Regions from separate parts of the Homo sapiens genome. Here all the other regions are linked to region 3. Evidence: chromatin loops called from intact Hi-C (ENCODE). Cell type or tissue: IMR-90. All regions are shown on one strand. Links, peaks and the distances in the headings refer to the core of each region. The heading gives the core; the rest is flanking DNA. Region 1 holds the start of LOC124901013 (a long non-coding RNA gene). Region 2 holds the start of LOC105379048 (a long non-coding RNA gene). Region 3 overlaps DMGDH (dimethylglycine dehydrogenase). Region 4 overlaps BHMT (betaine--homocysteine S-methyltransferase).

Region 1 (4,599 bases), core at 385-4,384, 520 kb after region 3:
TTCTGAAGTCAGTTAGCAATGCACACGCTTATAGACATGAAATACTGCCATAAAGAAACAAAATTCCGTTTTAGAATTCTGAAGAACGTACCTATCAGGTAACAAAAGCAAGATGTCTGGCAGAATTCCCTGGGAGACTCCTTACCTTCATGTCCAGCTGCCCAGTCACTATCTGGAGGCATTTATAACAGAGGAGTCAGTGGCACAGTCAGATTCCCTTGGAATGCTCTAGAGTTGCACTAATTTACATGTACACAATTTAATTTATACCACCATTTCCATAAACATGATGGACCGGTTCTGATTCACCTATAGCCAGCTGTGGATATAGCACACTGGCAGTTTTTCTCCTGCCTCTTGAAACCTATTTTCAGAATGAGACTAATAGCTAAGGTTAATTTAGAACTTACTATGTGATACCCACTGTACTAAGAACTTTTCATATACTGCCTCATTTAATCATTTAATCTTCTATCCTGTGAGGTAAGTACTATTATTATGCACATGTTACAGAGGAGGAAACGGAGGCACGAACTTGTGCCAAGGCCATATAATTTTTACAGGAGGATCTAGGGTTCATATTCAAGTCTGTCTAACTCCAAAGCCCATACTTTTGCCTTATACTGCAATCTTCTCCAGTCCCTGAAGGAAAGCAATGTTTCTGTTAAGAGGAAGGGGAAAGGTGTAAATGGGTTTTAAAGTGAACACAATGAATCTTAGGCAAACTTTTTTTAAAAAGCACATTTGTTTTTGGTGCCTGCCCACCTCCATTTCTCCATTTCGGTGTGTCTTTCTCCTACATTGTTACATTTCTTCTGTGGTTTGAGTACAAATTTAATAAAGCCATTGATTCTGTTACAATATTTACTATTTACAAAACAAAAGCTGTGCACAGTGGCTAATCCCAGCATTTCGGGAGGCCTAGACGGGCGGATTGCTTGAGCCCAGGAGTTTGAGACCAACCTGGGCAACATGGCAAAACCCTATCTCTATAAAAAATACAAAAAAAATTAGCTGGGCGTGCTGGCACATGCCTGGTGGTCCCGGCCACTCAGGAGGCTGAGGTGGGAAGATCTCCTGAGCCCAGGAAATTGAGACTGCAGTGAGCCAAAATCGTGCCATTGCACTCCCGCCCGGACAACAGAGTGAGACCCTGTCTCAAATAAATAAATAAATAAATAGATAATCAAATCTGATTATCTAATCTTTGTCACAGTTTTCTATCCTCTAATTTCTTAAGATATGCCAGCTTCATTTCCTTTCACTGGCCCTGTTGCCTGTGACAGACACTGGTGCTGCTTAGCAGAGAGAGGAAGCCATTCCACTGTCCCATATGGGCCCTAACACCAGTCCCTTCTTTGCTCTTTCACTCCTCAGTGAAGACCTTCTTGGATCATTTCCAAATCTCTTGGTCCTTATTACTAAAATGTCGATGTGAATGGATTGTCCATCAGAAATCTGGCCTCTGAGAGCATTCCTCAAGTTATGCTGACAGTCAACATAGCCATGAATTCATATTTGCACACAGCTTCTTAGGAAAAGAATTCTCAGGCAAAATAACTGCAGTGTGTTCTGGTTTGTAAACCAAACATGTTTGATTTGTCATATACCATTCAAATTTTAAAACCTTTAAGTTTTAGTGAGTTGAGTGCTCTTATTTTACAGATGAGGAAATGAAAATCCTGAGAAGCTAAGAAATATCCTAAAATCACACAACTTATTAATGCTTGTACGGAATTAGGAACTAGATCTTCTTATCATATCTCTTCTAGTGAACAAACAATAAGGCCAAAGTTAGTATGATGTGACAGTGGAGCACTTTGCTAGGAATGAAGACAGCCAGGTTTAATGCCCAATTTTGCTACTAAATGTGACATTAGATTAAACTTTTACTCTCTCTGGACCAATTTCTTCAACTATAACCTGATGGATTTGATCTAGAAGTGCCCAGTAAGATAGTCACTAGCCACACATGTAACTATGGAGCACTTACAGTGAAACTAGTCAAAATTAACATGTTCTGTAAGTGTAAAATACCCACTGGATTTCAAAGACTTAGTACCACACCAAGAATGTAAAATATCTCACTACAAAACAATTTTTATATTAATTGCATGTTGAAATGATAATGTTTGGATATTTTGGATTAAATAAAACATATTACTAAAATAATTTTTACCAGTTTTTTTTCTTTTTTAATGTGGCTACAAGCAAATTTAAAATTAACTGGATGGCTTGTATTATCTTTCTACTGGATATGTTACTGTAGGAGACTTCTCAGGTTTCTTTTAGATCAGAGGTCAGCAAACTTTTTCAGGAAAGGGCTGGAGAGTAAATATTTTTGCCTTTTGTGGGCCACACGGTCTCTGTTGCAACTGTTCGTCTCTGGCCTTGTAGCACTAAAGCAACCACAGAATACATAAACAAATGTGTGTAGCTGTATTTCAATAAAACTCTAGATACCAAAACAAGCGATGGGCCAGATGTGGTCTACAAGCTAACTGTAGTTTGCCATGTACGTTCCTTGGGTCTATTCACATTTTCCTCCATTCAACGTTTACTGAAAAGCTGTTATCTATTTAAAGACATTTAGAATAAAGAGCCAGCCTCTGCCTTGAGCCTAGGGAGGAGCCAGGAACATAAACACACAAGCCAGCAGGATACAATGTGAACAACACTGTGATCAAGGAGATTGGAGAAGGCTTCTTAGGGGAGTAACAGCTGAGTTAGGATTCTGCAGAATGAATATGCAGTTTTCCAGATTCAGGAAAGGTTTTATCTAGGGAAACATAATAGCACACATAAGGTGACGTGTGTTTATGGCAGCCGGGGAGTACTGTGGTGGTGATAGTGGGAAGTGAGATGGCAAAGAGGAAAAGGGCCAGATGATGATTAAATGCCTTACCTGCCGCAGTGAGAGCATACACACATGCTCTGATAGCACTTCTTAGACGGGAATTCTGAGGGTCAAAGCATGCCATCCTGGGGTTGGCCCATGGCAGCACCAGCCATGAAGAGCAGCCAGCCTGGCAGGTGTGGAGAGGCCCCAGAGAACCACAGAAGCAGCCGCAGAAGTGATGAGTGAGCAATCTCCAGGTAACTAGATCTGTTTTGCAACAGGGGCTGAAAACCTAACCTAATGCTGGCCACCAATAGGGCTAAACAGTGTTAGCAGGTACTGTCAGCAGGCCTCAGGCAGAAGCAGACAAGAAGGGTAAGAAGTAAAGGAGAGGGAGGAAAGGAGTTGAAAGAATAAGAGAATGAGGTGAAAGCTGAAGTCCCCACAGAGGTAACAAAGTACTGATTGATTTCCTGAGGACACCCTCAGTGGTGCTGGGTGGGAGGCTGCTGAGGGCCTGTAGGCTAAGTTCGGGGATTGTTGGCCTAAACTGTGCATTGGAATCTTTTATGTAATTGGAATTTTTAAAAAATCATAATGTGGAGTATAATGGCATATCTTTAAAATTATAAATATATATGAGGCATATGTGAACGAATGAAAGACAAAAGAGAGAAAGAAGGTGTACAGGAAGGGAAAAAGAAAGAAGAAAATGAAAACATGATTGATTGCAAAATAAGTAAATAAATGAATAAGTACTCATGCCTGGGTCCCACCCCTGGAAATTCTGGTTTAACTGGAATCAGGGCCCAGACATGAGTAATTTTAAAAGATGATTCCAGTGCACAGCCAGGGTTAAGCACCACTGATTTGGTTTAATAGAAGCTGAAGTGATGTCCCATATCTACTTGGCTGGTAAGTAGGTACTCAGTAGAGGTTTTTTCAAGGTGAGAGGAAAAAAAAAAAGGAAGGTACACAAAAAAAGGCAGGAAAGCAACAGAAATAGAGAACCTAAACCCATTCTCATATGCTTGAAAGCAATTTAAACTACAGTTATAGTAGGTTAGTGTTGTTATCTGTTGTATGTGAAATGGACAACATGAAATACAAGAATTTTCTGCATTAACTTGACATGACTAAAATCAGACAGCTTCACCAGAGTTTTTTGGTCTCAGACAATCTAGAGTACTCTCTTTCTCTGGAATTATCAACTCTTAGGTACATGTCTTCTGATGCCCAAAATTGCCAGTCAATTCAGAAAGTAGAATGTTGCTAAGTTGATAAATTGAAGCAGCTGCAGACAACCAGCAAAACCTAAGCTCTGGTTTAGTTTATTTATTTATGTATTATTTATTTATTTATTTTCTGGCAGAAGATCCAACACAAAGATACTTAATAAGAGCATTTAAGTTCAAGAGCAATTAAAAATAGTAAGTTACCTTTTTATACTAGGAGGATTATAAATGGACATTTCTCTGCTTTTGAAATCAAGAATAGAAAATACACAACTATCTCAAAAGACTCAGCCTATCTGATCATCTTATTTTGTACTGCAATTCCAACTTCCTATCTGCCTTTTCTCATTTTTTTTCTCTATAGCACTTCATCTTTTTGCATACTGCATACTTGTTAGTTATTTTGTTATGTCTTCTCCATCTTCACTAGAATGTAAGCTCCATGAGATCAAGATTCTTATCTGTTGTACTCAGGTATACGCTTAGTGCCTATCACAAGTGGGGACTCAATAAATGTTTGTTGAA
Region 2 (4,599 bases), core at 372-4,371, 830 kb after region 3:
TCCAGGGTAGTCCACATTCAGACGCATTCAGTGGCTCAAAGACATTGAGACTTATTTTTACTCCTACGCTGTATTCTACTTTCCTCTGTTGGCTCAGGACTCTTCTCTTTATGGTGACAAAATAGCAGTCAGGAACTCCATTCTATCTTCTGCCGCAGGAGGAACAAACAGTTCCAATGGTTGCCATTACATGCTCACCTCTGAGCCAATCTCTGGGGCCAAGAGGTGGCTATGCTCGGATGTGAAGCCACACTCAGCTCTGACTTGCTGGTCTTGGAGAGAGCAGCACCTCAACCTGGACACTGAAAATGGGATGCTGAGGGTGGGAGAGGGTTGGTTCCCTAGAGGAACACTGGGGTGCTGCTCCCAGAAGAAGGTAGAATTGACACAACCAAGACAGTGACTATCCACTACAGAAACCAAGGGAAGAACTTCAGGGAGGGTTGTAGTCAACAGTGACAAATGATGCGGAGAGGATGACGAAGAGAAGTGAATGGGCACAGACTTCAGACATGGTGGCTGAGTCATTTGTTTCTTTCAAAGATTGTAAATATGTGAGGAAAACAGATTTTAGTGGGTGAAGGGATGGGTGGGAGTAGAAACACTACAAAGGCAGGCAGGCATCTGCTATTTCAAAGAAGTCCATCCGTGAAAGGAAGCAGACAGACTAGCTTTCCCCCAATTCTGTCCCACAATTACTGAGCGAGACGCCGTGCTAGGAATTGGAGCCCCAAGATTAATAATTCCCAGTCTACATTCTCAAGAAGCTCAACGCTTGGAAAGGAAGAGATAATTGTAAATGAATAAATTATGGGGAGAAGGAATACGTCATGATTCCAAGGTTTCAGAGCGGGAAGTTACAACAATGAGAAGCTGATATTAAGCCAGAGCTATCACAGAAGACAGAATGATGAAATCAGTCTGAGTGTACAAGGAAAGGCTTTTCAGGGGAGGTGGTACCTGAGCTGGGTTTTGTAGAATGAATGGGAGCTCATTTTAGGAAGCAAGATGGGGAAAGCAGTGCCAGGCAAAAGCAAACATTCCTTAAGAGGTTCACAGACGCGTACTGCTACAGGGAAAACTCCAGAGGATGGGAAGAGTAGGCAGGGAGGCCTGTGTGATATGCTGAGGGGTGTGGGGCAGGGGCAGTGAAGGGTTTTTAGGTCAGTGCAAGGCAATGTCAGATTAGCGTGCTAGAAGAACCTCTCTGGACTCAGTCTGGAGGGAAGCCTGGGGGAGACCGAGGGGCCAGTTCAGAGGATGTGTTGATAGTCATGTAAAGGAGTGACCAAGTCCAGCACAAAGAAGGCGGGGACAGGGAAGAGGGGAAAGAGTGAGAGGAGCACCAGGAGAGGGGAGAGCCCGTAAGACAGTGAGAGGGAGGCAAGCTTTGAAGACAGGTGATGGGGCTGAGGGCAGGAGGAAATGCATCCCTGGAGAGGGTGACGCCAGAGGTGCAGGTGGGAAACGGGTAATGGGAGGAGGCAGAGAAGGTGGGCTCAGGCATGGGTGGAGGCGGAGAGAGGCCAAGCAGTCAGAGAGGAGGAAAGATGGAGAATATGGATAAGAACCCAGGGCAAGAGTGAGAGAGGCAGGAGAACAGTTGAAGAGCTTTCCTTCTCTCCATGAAGAAAGCAGTGAGGGCCAGGCATGGTGGCTCATCCCTGTAATCCCAGCACTTTGGGAGGCCGAGGTGGGCGGATCACCTGAGGTCAGAGGTTCAAGACCAGCCTGGCCAACTTGGTGAAACCCCCGTCTCTACTAAAAATACAAAATGTAGTTGGGCGTGGTGGCAGGGGCCTGTAATCCCTACTACTTAAGAGGCTGAGGCAGGAGAATCGCTTGAACCCAGGAGACGGAGGCCGCAGTGAGCCAAGATTGTGCCACTGCTCTCCAGCCTGGGTGAAGAGTGAGACTCCGTCTCAAAAAAAAAAAAAAAAAAAAAAAGAAAAGAAAAAAGAAAAAGAAAGCAGTGAGATCACCTGTCACTATATGTGGGCTGCAAATTTCCCTTTGGGGAAAATGGGGATAGTAACAGAAGCAATGGATCACTGAATCACATCAACTCCACCCCAGCTGTCCCCTCCTCTCCATTCTTCTGCCATTTGCCTCTCCCAGGTCTTCATTAACTATACCAGTGGTTCTCAGGGTGGGTGTGGGGTGCTTGAACCAACCTTGATCATCCTGGGAGCTCCTTAAAACTCTCACCCACCCTAGCATCTGATTCAGGAGGTCTAGAGTGAGCCATGGGCATGTGTGTTTCCAGAAAATCTCATATAGGAGAGATTCTGAAATGTATCACACAACTTAGAATTACTAAGGTTCATAGGACTGAGTCCCGGAATTTGCCATGTTGTGGGAGAAGACGGGGTGGAATCATTTGCAGAAGCTAGGTGGGTGTAAGTGACTCAGGAAAGGAGGACAAGGAGGAGGTGGCTGTGCCAGCAGATACGGGAAGGAGCGGGGGCTCCTATTCTCACATTCAGCAGATACGCCTCTCCCAAGCATCACTAGGCCAATCCCCACCCTTCCCAGGCTGCCCTTTTTATAACTTTATTTCCCCTTCAGTATTTCCCTTGATGTTCACTTTAGCCTGTGGGCCACCAGCATCAACATGCAGGGTCACAAAATGTGATTTGCCAGTGAGCACACAACAGACTAAGAACTATCAAAGCTGAGCTGAGGATAATCATGATTTTCTGAAATATCATGGCCATTCTTCTGAAGGCAAGGAATAAAACTGGGGAGAAAACCCACCCCCACACACACGGAAACTTGACAATGAAAAGGCACTGGGTACCTTCAAAAGTTGCACGAGTTTGTGTGCAGCACTGCCCTCTGCTGGTCAGAATCAGACCTGCAGCTGTAAGGCAACAGCATCTGACTTCTGGATTTTACGGTAAAGAGGACAGGTTAGTTGGGCTTCCGAGTCATTGTAGGTCAAGTCACACACTATCATTAAGTCCACATGTGTGACTCTTCAGGTACAAACTGAGCCTGAAACTTTAGGCTTGGAGGTTTCCAGTTAACTATATTCAAATAAAGACGCAACTGCCTAGGAAAAACACGAAGTCCCTGAATAATTTCTTTGTAAAATATTTGGGTGTGCATGTAATGGATACAGTCACCTGGAGACAAGTTGCAGAGGTAGAAATCTTTCCTGGAGTCAATGAATGAATTTTTTAAAAGTCTGATAATTCTATGCTGTTAATAATCATGGCCAACATTTACTGAACATATATGGTTATTGGCATCTTCTGTGCATTACATCAACTAACTTTCCTAACAACCCAATAAGACAAGAACAATTATCATCTGTACTTATAGATGAGGTAACAGGTATAAAAGAGTCCAAGGCCACAAAATCTTGGCAGAGAAAGAGATTACACCCAGAACTTACTATACAGCCTCCTTGTTAAGGTCATACCAACTGCTTTATTACATAGACACCAAAATACGTAATTGCTCTAACATCATAGATGTTTTATTTTGTGCTTCTATAATGGTCCCAAGTAGGTGTTTCTTGTGACTGGGTGCCTCTCCTCCTCCAGGTGCTGCAATTCCGGGACTCAGATTCCTTCAGGCTTGTGGCTCCTCCACCATGATCTGGGTCTGGTTATTTTCATACACATCTAGCCACCCAGAAGAAGAGAAAAGAGCAAGGAGAAGGCACTCCTGCTTCTTAAAAAACAGCTGTGGCTCACAGGCCAATGGAAAGAACTATTCTTCTGGCCACACGTAGATGCAAAGGAGGCTGGGAAATGCTGTCTCTGGCTGGTCAGCCTCTTTCCAGCACCAGTGCCACATCATGAAAGGGGAGGCAGGGATTTTGGTGGTCAAGGGCCACCTCTGCCCTCTCTCTAGTAAATATGATGGATGGTTCACTGATTTAAGCCACACCTTTGGCCACTACCCCAGGTGAACACCACAGCGAGGTCCTGAGACTGGGTTCCTTTAGCAATAAATCCTTGGAAGGTGCCTTTCCTCTTGACAAAGCACTTTTACACCTTTACATTTAAATTATCCTATTTAATAATTTAATTATTCCATTTCATCCTCACAACTCCTGTGAGGTGGGTTAATTGCCTTTATTTCACAGCTAAGGAAAATGAGGCTAAGCCGTCGGGTGGTTGCCCAAATTCCTACAGCTGGGATTCAACCAGTTTATTCTCGTTGCCAGATCCTGGAAATAGTGGCAGCTGCTAAGCTTAAGTGGAGTTTGACCAAAAAGCTTTATGGTAGAGAGAGAGAAGTGGGCAGAGCTGTGAGCAGAAACAGGCACTCACAAATTCGTGGCCTGAAACGACACTGCTCATTAAACCTTGTGACTTTTGGTCCAGTCTCTGCCAGAAATTCTAAAGTTGGAAAAAGTTGAGAGAGAAGGGAGGAGTGACAACTGCAGGCTGCTGGAGAAACAGCAAGGTTCTCAGAATTTTTCTTCTACCTTGATCAAATGTCACAGAAGGTATAGAACCATGACTTACATTTCACAATTTAATGATTTACATTGCAGATTTCATTTACCTTGGACGATCCTATCATGTTCTTTGTCGTTGTGGATTTTTCCTTCTGGAAACTTGTGAGGGGACTTCATTTCCC
Region 3 (4,599 bases), core at 305-4,304:
GACACAGGGTCATGAAAAAGGTTTCCTTGGCCTGATTGAGTCATATACATGTATTCACGTATTTCCACAGGATGGGAAATCAGTCTTTAGTTTACAACCATCTAGGGCAGGACATTTTATTTTTGGAGTTCTAACAAATATCCTAAACAGTAGCCGCTGCTGCCCTTATTCTTCAATACTACCACTCACCCCAGCTCTATTAAGTTGTTTTATTATAACTCTTAGGCACTGCTCAATGGAGTAACCTCATTTATATTTGTAAGGCTTGTACAGATGAGCTTGGCTGTAATAAATTGGCCTCATGATATGCTTTTCCACTATAATTATTTAGAGTAATGCTTCTCAAACCTTAGATGCATCAGAATCCCCTGCAGGGGTTGTTAAAACAGATTTGTTGGCCTGACTCCCAGAGATTCTGATTTAGTAGTTCTAGGGTGGGACCTGAGAATTAGCATTTCAAACAAGCTCCCAATGAGGCTGATGCTGTTAGTCTGAAGGCTACATTTTAAGAACCACTGATGTAGGAGTTCCCTTTGGAGTGTCTTATCGGTTATGATTATTTGGGCTTATATTAGCTTCTCAGTTAATACCCATTTTATGCCGAAAACGTTTGAAACGTGTTATTTGCTTATATTCAGATGTTGCAGTTACCCACAAAGATGCTTGATAAGCAGATGGACAGATATGCTGAAGTGAGGCTGCTCCACACTGTGAGTATCCAGAAGGATCAATGAATGCACTATGTTTGATCAGCTAATGTGCAATTTCCCAAGTCACCAGGAGTTACTGCAAAATACACAACATGGCGCACTTCCAACATAAATGTCTACTAGAATCTGACAGATAATCTTCTTATCCTTACTAATTTTTATCTTAGAATTTAGATTTAGCCCTTAAAGATGCTGGATTCTGCTATCTTAAATCTGTAAGCACACTCCAATAGTTTGAACTAAGCAAATGTTGACAAAAGAGTAATATGACACAATTGAGCAATGCTAGTATTTATGTTCACCTTGTTTCTCCTATAATCCATACTTGGTTAAATTTTAAAGAATGGCTCTGTCACAAAATAGCATCATAATGTTAAGATTTACTTCAAGCACACTTTGGAATGTAAACATACCTTATTTAACTTCACAAAATATTCCAGTCCAGCTTCCAAAGGATTTGTATCACAGTTCATCTAAAAAGGAAACACACATTTTAAATCTTAGATGAGTGCAAGTCATTTTGGTAACATCACTTTCATATTTGTTTTTAGGAGAAAGAACCCTTTTTGATTTTTCAACACAGATTCTAAAGAAAGGCAAACTATAGACCGGTTTTGAAAACAATTTTTTAATCCAAAATTCGATGTAGCCTTTCAGCAAAACTGGTCATTTGAATATAACAAATATAGAAACTAAAATTCACTGTGTTTCCACAGCTCTCCCATTTTAATAAACATCTGAGGGAATGTACGTGATGTTTCTTCTAGAAACAAGATTTTCACATGTTTTTCTGCAATAATTTTACATAACTACGTTTTGAAAAGTTATTAAACAATTTACTTATCTTACAATTCACCAAGAATCAGGGTAAGGTGGAGGGAAAGCAGATAGTAGGAAGGTGGCTGATAGAGTTCAGGAGAGGAGAAAGGAATAAGCGGAGTTTGAATCTGTATCTCTTCAAATGTGGCCAAGTCACTGTAATAGCTACCAAGTCAGGGCTAACGCCAATATTTGGTAATAGACCTGAAGTTAATGGTTTTTGTTTCTTTCTTCGTTTTGTTGTTTTCTTCGCAGTGAGAGAACTAGTCTAAACCCCCTACAAGCAGTCAAACTTTTAAAGCAACACAGCACCTGCATAAACTAAATGAAAGTACGCTTGTTTTATATGACGTAAAACGTTGCCTCATATTTCTTAATCAATTTGAGCTATTCTAAAATTATATTTATCTGTTCAAAATTTCAGAATTTCTTCAAAGAAAAAAATAAAAATGAAGCACAGAGGATTGCAGTGCCAACACTAGAGGGCGCTCTGGCACTGCTGGGAAATCGGAGGGACGGGAGAAGGAGAAAAGCTCTCCAGAGGAGGTCGCCGGGAGAGGAAATCTGAGAAAATAAAAGGCAGGAGAATGGAGAAATGTCTGACTCCCAAAGGGCTGCTCCTGCTGCTTCATTCCTCGGAGAGTGTGGGGACCGCGCTGTCCTCCGTTTCTGTCCCTGCGCCTAGCCTCGCCTCAGTCCCCAGTTGTAGCTAGAGAATCCCCTAATAGGGGATCTCTCGTGGAGAGCTTGCCCACTTGCTTCTGCGCACTCTAAATGCCCTTGGGTCTCTGCCTGGGCTTTGAAACACACTCTCCCCTTCAATCAAATGCACTTTATTATGTGCTTGGCACTTCCTAGACTCTCTCTACTATCTATGATAATTCTGTAGCATAAAAAATCCATTTTTTAGAAAAGTAAACAGAAGTTCTGGAGGGTTAAGCCAGATAGCTGGTGCGTGGTGGAGGAAAAATTCAAACCCAAGAGTCCCCGCTCTGAGTTCATCTTTTACCACTATCCCTTATCTTACCTTTCAGGTCTAAAACCTCAGTGTCTTCCAAAGAAACAACTACTGAATCTGAAATAGTGACTGGGTCCAGGGATAGCCTGCCATATTGGAAATAAAGTAGGAGAACAGAGTTTAAACCACAGGCTGGCCACTTACTAGGTAATCTGGACCAAGTGGTTCTCTAAGTCTCAGTGTTATTATGCGTAAAATAGAGGTAATGGAGAGTTGAGAAGGAAAATGAAATCATGCATATGAAAATATGTAAATGGTTAAAGCACTATACAAATAGAAACTCTTAATAACCATTATTAATGGTGGAGGAAGGCTGGACCACCACATTCTGGACCATCAACCCTGCCCCTCAGAAAGGAGTGTTAATTCACCAAAAGGTATAAGATAAGAAGAAAATGAAGACGGGCAAAATGACAGAGGAGGAGAGATTTTGAAAAGTGTTACTCTAATCCCATGAGGCAAGCCGGCTCCCCAAAGTCCAAGACAGTTATCTAGGGCTGTCAGCCAACTAGGATGAATTAAGGCAGAATAAACATATGTCAGAATTCCACTGAACTTTCACTTGAGAAATTAAGGAGAAAAACCTCTTCCCCTAATGAAATAAAGTTATCTAATGATATGTAATTTCTCTTACAGCCAAAACCAATGTTATTGCAGTTCAAACCAGCCCTTATATAAAAATGAGATAAATAAACATAAAATGTTAATAAAGATGCTAGCATTTCAAACCTCTAACCCCCAGGCTCTGAAGGCTTTCTCCAGGCGTAAGGCATTCATGGCATAGGTTCCAAAATTGTCGATTCCCTCCTCCTGGCCTGCATTCATGATAGCGTCATACAGCGCCACAGAATCTTCTCTTCTGTGATACAGCTCCCAACCCAGCTCACCTGAAATAAACCCACAGGTGCCACAGCAGGGCAAGAACAATGATCACTAGATCTAATGTGCATTAGCTAGAACACATATAAGCAGGAGAAATTCCACTTATGCAACACAGACATTGTCAGTCTCTAAAAAGACCAGCTCACAAAAAGTTACAAGACCCCACTGCAAAGAAGCCCACCATATCACAGATGCATTTGTGCCGATCCTGACTCCCATGTAGATGGTGGTATGCAGGACACCTCTTGTCATGACACAGAAAGACTATAATACAGGAATTAATCTCCACCCTGGACCCCAGCTTTCTAATGAGGCTTGACTGTTTTCTGGGACAATGACGTTAGGTGAATAGTTAGCATGGCACAGTTTATCAGGGCAACGAGTTCAAGGTTTAAACCAACCCCTTGCCCAAAAATCACAAGCTTAAAAATATAGTTAACTAAGAATTATTCAAGTTATCCTCATAGTGAGAAAGCCATAGTCTCTGACTTCTCCCCCTCCCACTTCTTCCCTAGTCATTTCCTTCACCAACAGAGCTGTGGGCAAAAATCAAAAGAAATTAAATGTAACCCAAAAAATCCTGCTTATTTTTGTGTTCTTGTTTTGTTTTTTTGTCTTGTTTTTTTGTTGAGACAGGGTCTCACTATGTTGCCCAGGCTGGTCCTGAACTCCTGGGACAATCAATCAGTCCTCCCACTCTGGCCTCCCAAAGTGCTGGGATTACAGGTATGAGCCACTGCATCCAGCCCTGCTCATTTTTTATTCTAGAATTTGCCAACGTTGGGTGGAAGAAGGGCAGGGAAAAGGTATAGCAGCAGCCCAGAGAAAGAGCTATGGTCTTTAATCTCTGTGTTCTCCTGTTTCCCAAGGTGGAGGGCTCATGGTAAGGTGTTTTTATGGGATACCACAGAATAGGAGCAACATATAATTGAATGAATGCCTGGGCATGCAGTACTCCTGTGAGAGACAAGGAGGTCTAGAAAAACTTAGAAGGGAGCCCAGAGCACCACTGGGGAACTGAAGAGCATTCATTCATCTCTGTATCAAATACCTACCATGTGCAAGGTTAGGTGCTAGAGGAAGACATCTCAGTGAACTTACAGTCTGGAAGGAAAGAAGGATTGTTGGCAATGCTCTAGGAGAGGTACCTGATACCTTCAAAATGGTCTC
Region 4 (4,599 bases), core at 371-4,370, 110 kb after region 3:
ACATGACCCTTAGTAACAAACACAATTTATATAATGACCCAGCAAAACACATCACATCTTACTGTCGAAATTAAATGTGTGATCCATCCTAGTATTTTCTGTTCCATTCCTTTTCATTCTATTTCATTTATAAAACATGCTAGTTGAGACTTTTCAAATGGATTTTTATGACCCACTACTGGGTTTGGATCCACAGTTTGAAAAATATTGCTACAAGACACTTAAGGAGACCATCCTGTTTAAGTTTATTCTTATAAGTAGGTCAGTCATATGAGACCTGATCAATAAATATCCAATACCCAGAGTCCTGCTCTCAGAGTTCTTCTGTTTCGTGACCCACTTTTCTACCAGTAAAAGACATAGACCAATGGGGAGGAGGGGAGGAGAGATGGATATTTCAGCCCTCTCCATCCTAGTCAACACTGGATCCACCTAGTGCCTCTGGGCCATAAGGCTGAGCAGAGTGAGCTTGTATTAGTTGGTAGCTTTTAAAAAATATAATAAGAAAAAAGTAGAGATTCTCCAAACTCTAGCCTGGTTTCCTAGATTGAGAACTATGATATTTTTCTCTGATAATTTAATATCTACTCTCCTACAAAAGCTCAAGCCTGAAGATACAAGACTATTAGAAGAAACATGACTACCCTCAGTGTATTAGAAAAGAGGTCATGCAGCTTTCTAAACATTATTGAATTGTTTGAGCTGTTTTGAAATTGTAATTCTTTTCAGCTATTAAAAAGAAGAGCAATGAGACTATATTGCTTGTATTTTATTCTTATCCTGGTTCTACAATTTGCTAAGTCTTACATGAAACCTCTATACCTCAATTTCTTCACCTATTTAAAAGAAAAACCTACTTCACAAGTATGCTGGAATTTTAAAGGAGCAGGTGGCAGTATTTAAAAGGAAAAGAGGCCCTACTGGCTCTTTCTGGAGAGCCAGTCAGGGAATTCTAGAAAACAAAAATAGGCCAGGTGTGGTGGCTTACGCCTGTAATCCCAGCACTTTGGGAGGTGGACGGATTACTTGAGGATAGGAGTTCAAGACCAGTTTGGCCAACATGGTGAAACCCTGTCTCTACTAAAAATACAAAAATTAGCCAGGTGTGGTGGCACACACCTGTAGTCCCAGCTATTCGGGAGGCTGAGGCATGAGAATCACTTGAACCTGGGAGGCAGAGGCTGCAGTGAGCTGAGATTGCACCACTGCACTCCAGCCTGGGAGACAGAGTGAGACTCTGTCAAATAAATAAATAAATGGAAAGGCAAAGAAATTGCTAGAATTTTGTTACTAAGAGTTAATAATCCACCCCTAATCCCTCAATGCACAGAAACAGAGCCAAAGCAGCACAACTTTCAGAGGCTGCATATGGCTAGTGGAAACAAGAGTGAACTCCACTTGTTTTTTGTTTTTTGTTTTTTTTTTTGGCAAAGTTGTTATCTATCATTTCTCTTATATTCTCAAACCAAGCTCAGTATTTAAAGCTTTCACTCACAGATGACATTTTATTGGACTTGCTGTTCTATTACTGTGTAAAATGCATGTTCCTTTAATATTCTTTTCAGAGTTTTGTTGCCACCAAAATATTATAACCTTTAATCATTTTTATATCCATCGTTTTTTAAAATATTTTTCTGAAAAGGAGCTATGGTAAAGACATTCTTGAATTAAATTATATGTCAACACTGCCTCCTAGTGGTATAGTTCATATTTTGAAATTGTTTTTAAAATTTCAGTCCCTCCTCCAAACATGTGCATTTTATTTCCAGAAATCTTGTTCATTAAGAGAGAAAGCTCATTTAATACCTAAGAGTTGATTTATGTTAAATAGACATTTCTCACTGGTAAATATTTTTTATGGACTCCGAACCAGAGGGACCTTAGAGATCAAAAGTCCAAACTATCCTTTTAAGGATAAGATTACCAAGGCAGGATGCAAAGTCAGGAAGCACTTCTCACTATTCCAAGGCTGTCAAGAAAGACGGCTTTAGCTTAGCCTTTTGTAGGAAGGGTTGGGGAAGCTGGGGGGCAGTACCAGAACAGATGGTCCACAAAACTAAGGAGTCATCCTCCAGCCAGGAATAAAATAAAGGTCTTTGGCGTTACTCAGAGTAAACATGAACTCACTAAATAAACTGTTTGCAGTTTGTACTCTGACACTTCTACACACTGTAGCAAACCACCTTTGGATAAGACAGCCAAGCCAACGCAGACCCCTAAAGGAAACAAGAACTGCGCAGGAATGAATCAAGAACATCCGTTCCCAACTTCTCCAGATGGGGGCAGCAGGTCGCCAGCAGGAAATGCATGAGTAACCTTATTTTGTTTGAACTTAAGTTATTTCATCAGGCTAAGCTCTAACAGTTTTGGTCAGTTTTTTCTTAAGACATGTGGATCTTTGAATCACATCCAGGACAACGCACCCATCAAGAAAAGCCTTTAACAAGTTTGAGTCAGGAATTAAAAAAGAGGAAGGAAGGGAGAAAGGGAGGGAAAAAGGGAGGGAGAACGGGAGGGAAGGAAAGAAAGGAGAGAGGGAGGGAGGGAGGAGAGAGGCAGGGAGGGAGGAAGGAGGGCGGGGAGGGACTGCAGGAGAGCAGGCAGGCAGGCAGGCTTTATGCATCTCCAACTAGATCCCCATTTTCCCCAGAAACGTTTTTTTTTTTCCAGCCTTCAGCACACTGAAGGGCTTGAGGGCTTTATAGACTGTTCTCCCAAATAGCCTCCTTGATAGTCAATAACATCCACTCAGTCAGTCTGGAACCTCCCACGTGTTACCTGCCAGGTCAAGGACCCTGGCTCTTAGATAACAAAGGAGGAAGAAGTCAATTTCAAGAGAGAAAAATAGGACTTATGAACGGCTTCAGAAATAGTATGCCTGGTGGGATGTTAAACGACAGAATTAGAGATAGCAAGGTATAATATTTCTAAACATCTTCAGGAAGGAATATTTAGTGTTTGAACAGAAAATGATGAAAGGCAGGCAAATGCAAAGAATTCTCAAAAATGGTAACAGGAAGGGTAGGATCCTTTGGTAAAATTGGTGGGAGTGTGGTGAGAGAAAGGAATGGCCAGAAAATGCTTCCGGTTTTCAAGCAGCTGGAGGCATTCTGTTGGCATTGGATAGATGAAAAATTAAGATGATGGAAAATGAGAGAGACAGATGTCATCATTTATGCTGCTGTGAGTTACAGGAATAATACCAAACAAGTCATGTACAGCAAAACAGTAAAAACAGGTTAATTTATATGCCATGAAATCAAACGCATGATCATTTTAACTTGTGGTTAGATGGTTAGATGTTTACATTTAAATTTATTAAAGCTTCCAGGCTGGGCACGGTGGCTCACGCCTATAATCCCAGCAGTTTGGGAGGCCAAGGCAGGCAGATCACTTGAGGTCAGGAGTTCAAGACTAGCCTGCCAACATGGTGAAACCCCATCTCTACTAAAAACGCAAAACTTAGCTGGGCGTAGTGGCAGGCGCCTGTAATCCCAGCTACTTGGGAGGCTGAGGCAGGAGAATCACTTGAACTTGGGAGGCGGAGGTTGCAGTGAGCCGAGATCGCACCACTGCACTCTAGCTTGGGCAACAAGAGTGAAACTCCATCTCAAAAAAATAAATAAATAAAAATAAAAATAAATAAATTTATGAAAGTTTCCTATGTAAATACTTACATGAAATGTATTAAGGGAAACATTTCACTTATTTTTAATAAAAAGATATTTCTCTAAATGCCTGAACTATCTTTAGCAGTCATCACTTGCATGCAAACTGTTAATGTACCCTTCAGAAATTATTCCAGTTTGTTCTTTTGGGCAGGTTCAGTAAGACCTCTGCTTGGCCCCATTCTGTGGTTATTTGTTCCAATTTACTACATGATCTTGAAAGGAAAAAGCTGAATATCTTTTTAAATAGTTCAGACTTTTTCTCAAGTCAGCCTGGTCATTCTTCCAATTATTCTGACTTAATGAGATTTTACTGTTCTTTGCAAAAGTTAACGTCCTAAACACCTGAGGTAGCTTAGTGGAATTCACCTATGGCTCAAAAACACTAGTGGCACATAGCAGAAAAAGCAAGGAAGACATTTAGAATCAAGACTTTGGGGTGCAAGTCCTAGCTTTGCCCCAACTCCCTGCAGAACATTGGGTAAATCACCCCACTTCTCTGTCCTTCAATTTTCTCAACTGTAGGATAACAAGTTTCTAATGCCTTGCTGGAAAACTCCACAGTTGTTTGCGATTTGATGATATAAATAAATAATAGCCTCATCATTGTCAATAAATATTTACTGAATGCCACTTGGTGGTATGTTTCCAGCGGACTGAAATTGTTAATTAATTATTCCCCTGGCTAAACAGACAGCCGACTAAAACAAGTAACACTGTTCAGAGGGCAGGGAAAATGTTACTACCCTAGACTCAGCCTGGTGCTGAAAAATGAAAATGTCATTCCTCCCCACAGGTACTGTTTTCTAAGGAGACTTGGGTCTGTGGTTTTTCATATTATGAACTGTTTCTATTTTCAAGGTTCAGAATTCTTTGTAGATTTGCATAAGCTAAATATTCTAAAAATCATCAAGTGAGTAATTTTTGGTTT

Evidence for each region. Hi-C counts contacts between places; a loop is a spot of excess contacts. Peaks named below come from ENCODE experiments on the same cell type or tissue, not always from the same donor. Only the 100,000 strongest peaks of a DNase experiment are listed, where the experiment ranks them.
Region 1: it touches region 3 in a loop (6-fold over the local background); 24 of 110 quality-filtered maps call a loop at or near these places.
Region 2: it touches region 3 in a loop (7-fold over the local background); 26 of 110 quality-filtered maps call a loop at or near these places.
Region 4: a loop joins it to region 3, with 13 times the contacts of the local background. A loop is called at or near these places in 101 of 110 quality-filtered maps.

Annotation. Positions count from the first base shown.
Region 1 is chr5:79,544,549-79,549,147 of GRCh38, forward strand. It overlaps LOC124901013 (a long non-coding RNA gene), which reads right to left and starts at 3,087. Exons shown (of 2, transcript XR_007058839.1): 1 at 2,906-3,087. LOC105379047 (a long non-coding RNA gene) reads left to right here and starts at 3,025. Exons shown (of 3, transcript XR_948497.3): 1 at 3,025-3,096. In IMR-90, for the core only: no CTCF peak of the experiment used is centred there; a DNase peak (open chromatin) is centred at 2,383.
Region 2 is chr5:79,855,476-79,860,074 of GRCh38, forward strand. It overlaps LOC105379048 (a long non-coding RNA gene), which reads left to right and starts at 4,386. Exons shown (of 3, transcript XR_948500.3): 1 at 4,386-4,465. In IMR-90, for the core only: a CTCF peak has its summit at 2,842 (motif pointing left); no DNase peak of the experiment used is centred there; H3K27me3 peaks cover 644 bases.
Region 3 is chr5:79,023,148-79,027,746 of GRCh38, forward strand. It overlaps DMGDH (dimethylglycine dehydrogenase), which reads right to left. Exons shown (of 16, transcript NM_013391.3): 13 at 3,277-3,434; 14 at 1,124-1,183. Among named protein-coding and RNA genes, the nearest start is that of ARSB, 40 kb to the left of the region's middle. In IMR-90, for the core only: a CTCF peak has its summit at 2,011 (motif pointing right); a DNase peak (open chromatin) is centred at 2,044; H3K4me3 peaks cover 181 bases; H3K27me3 peaks cover 659 bases.
Region 4 is chr5:79,131,533-79,136,131 of GRCh38, forward strand. BHMT (betaine--homocysteine S-methyltransferase) reads left to right here. Exons shown (of 8, transcript NM_001713.3): 8 at 1-756. Among named protein-coding and RNA genes, the nearest start is that of BHMT, 22 kb to the left of the region's middle. In IMR-90, for the core only: CTCF peaks have their summits at 1,699 (motif pointing left) and 2,287 (motif pointing right); DNase peaks (open chromatin) are centred at 1,689 and 2,339; H3K4me3 peaks cover 592 bases; H3K27ac peaks cover 472 bases; H3K27me3 peaks cover 93 bases.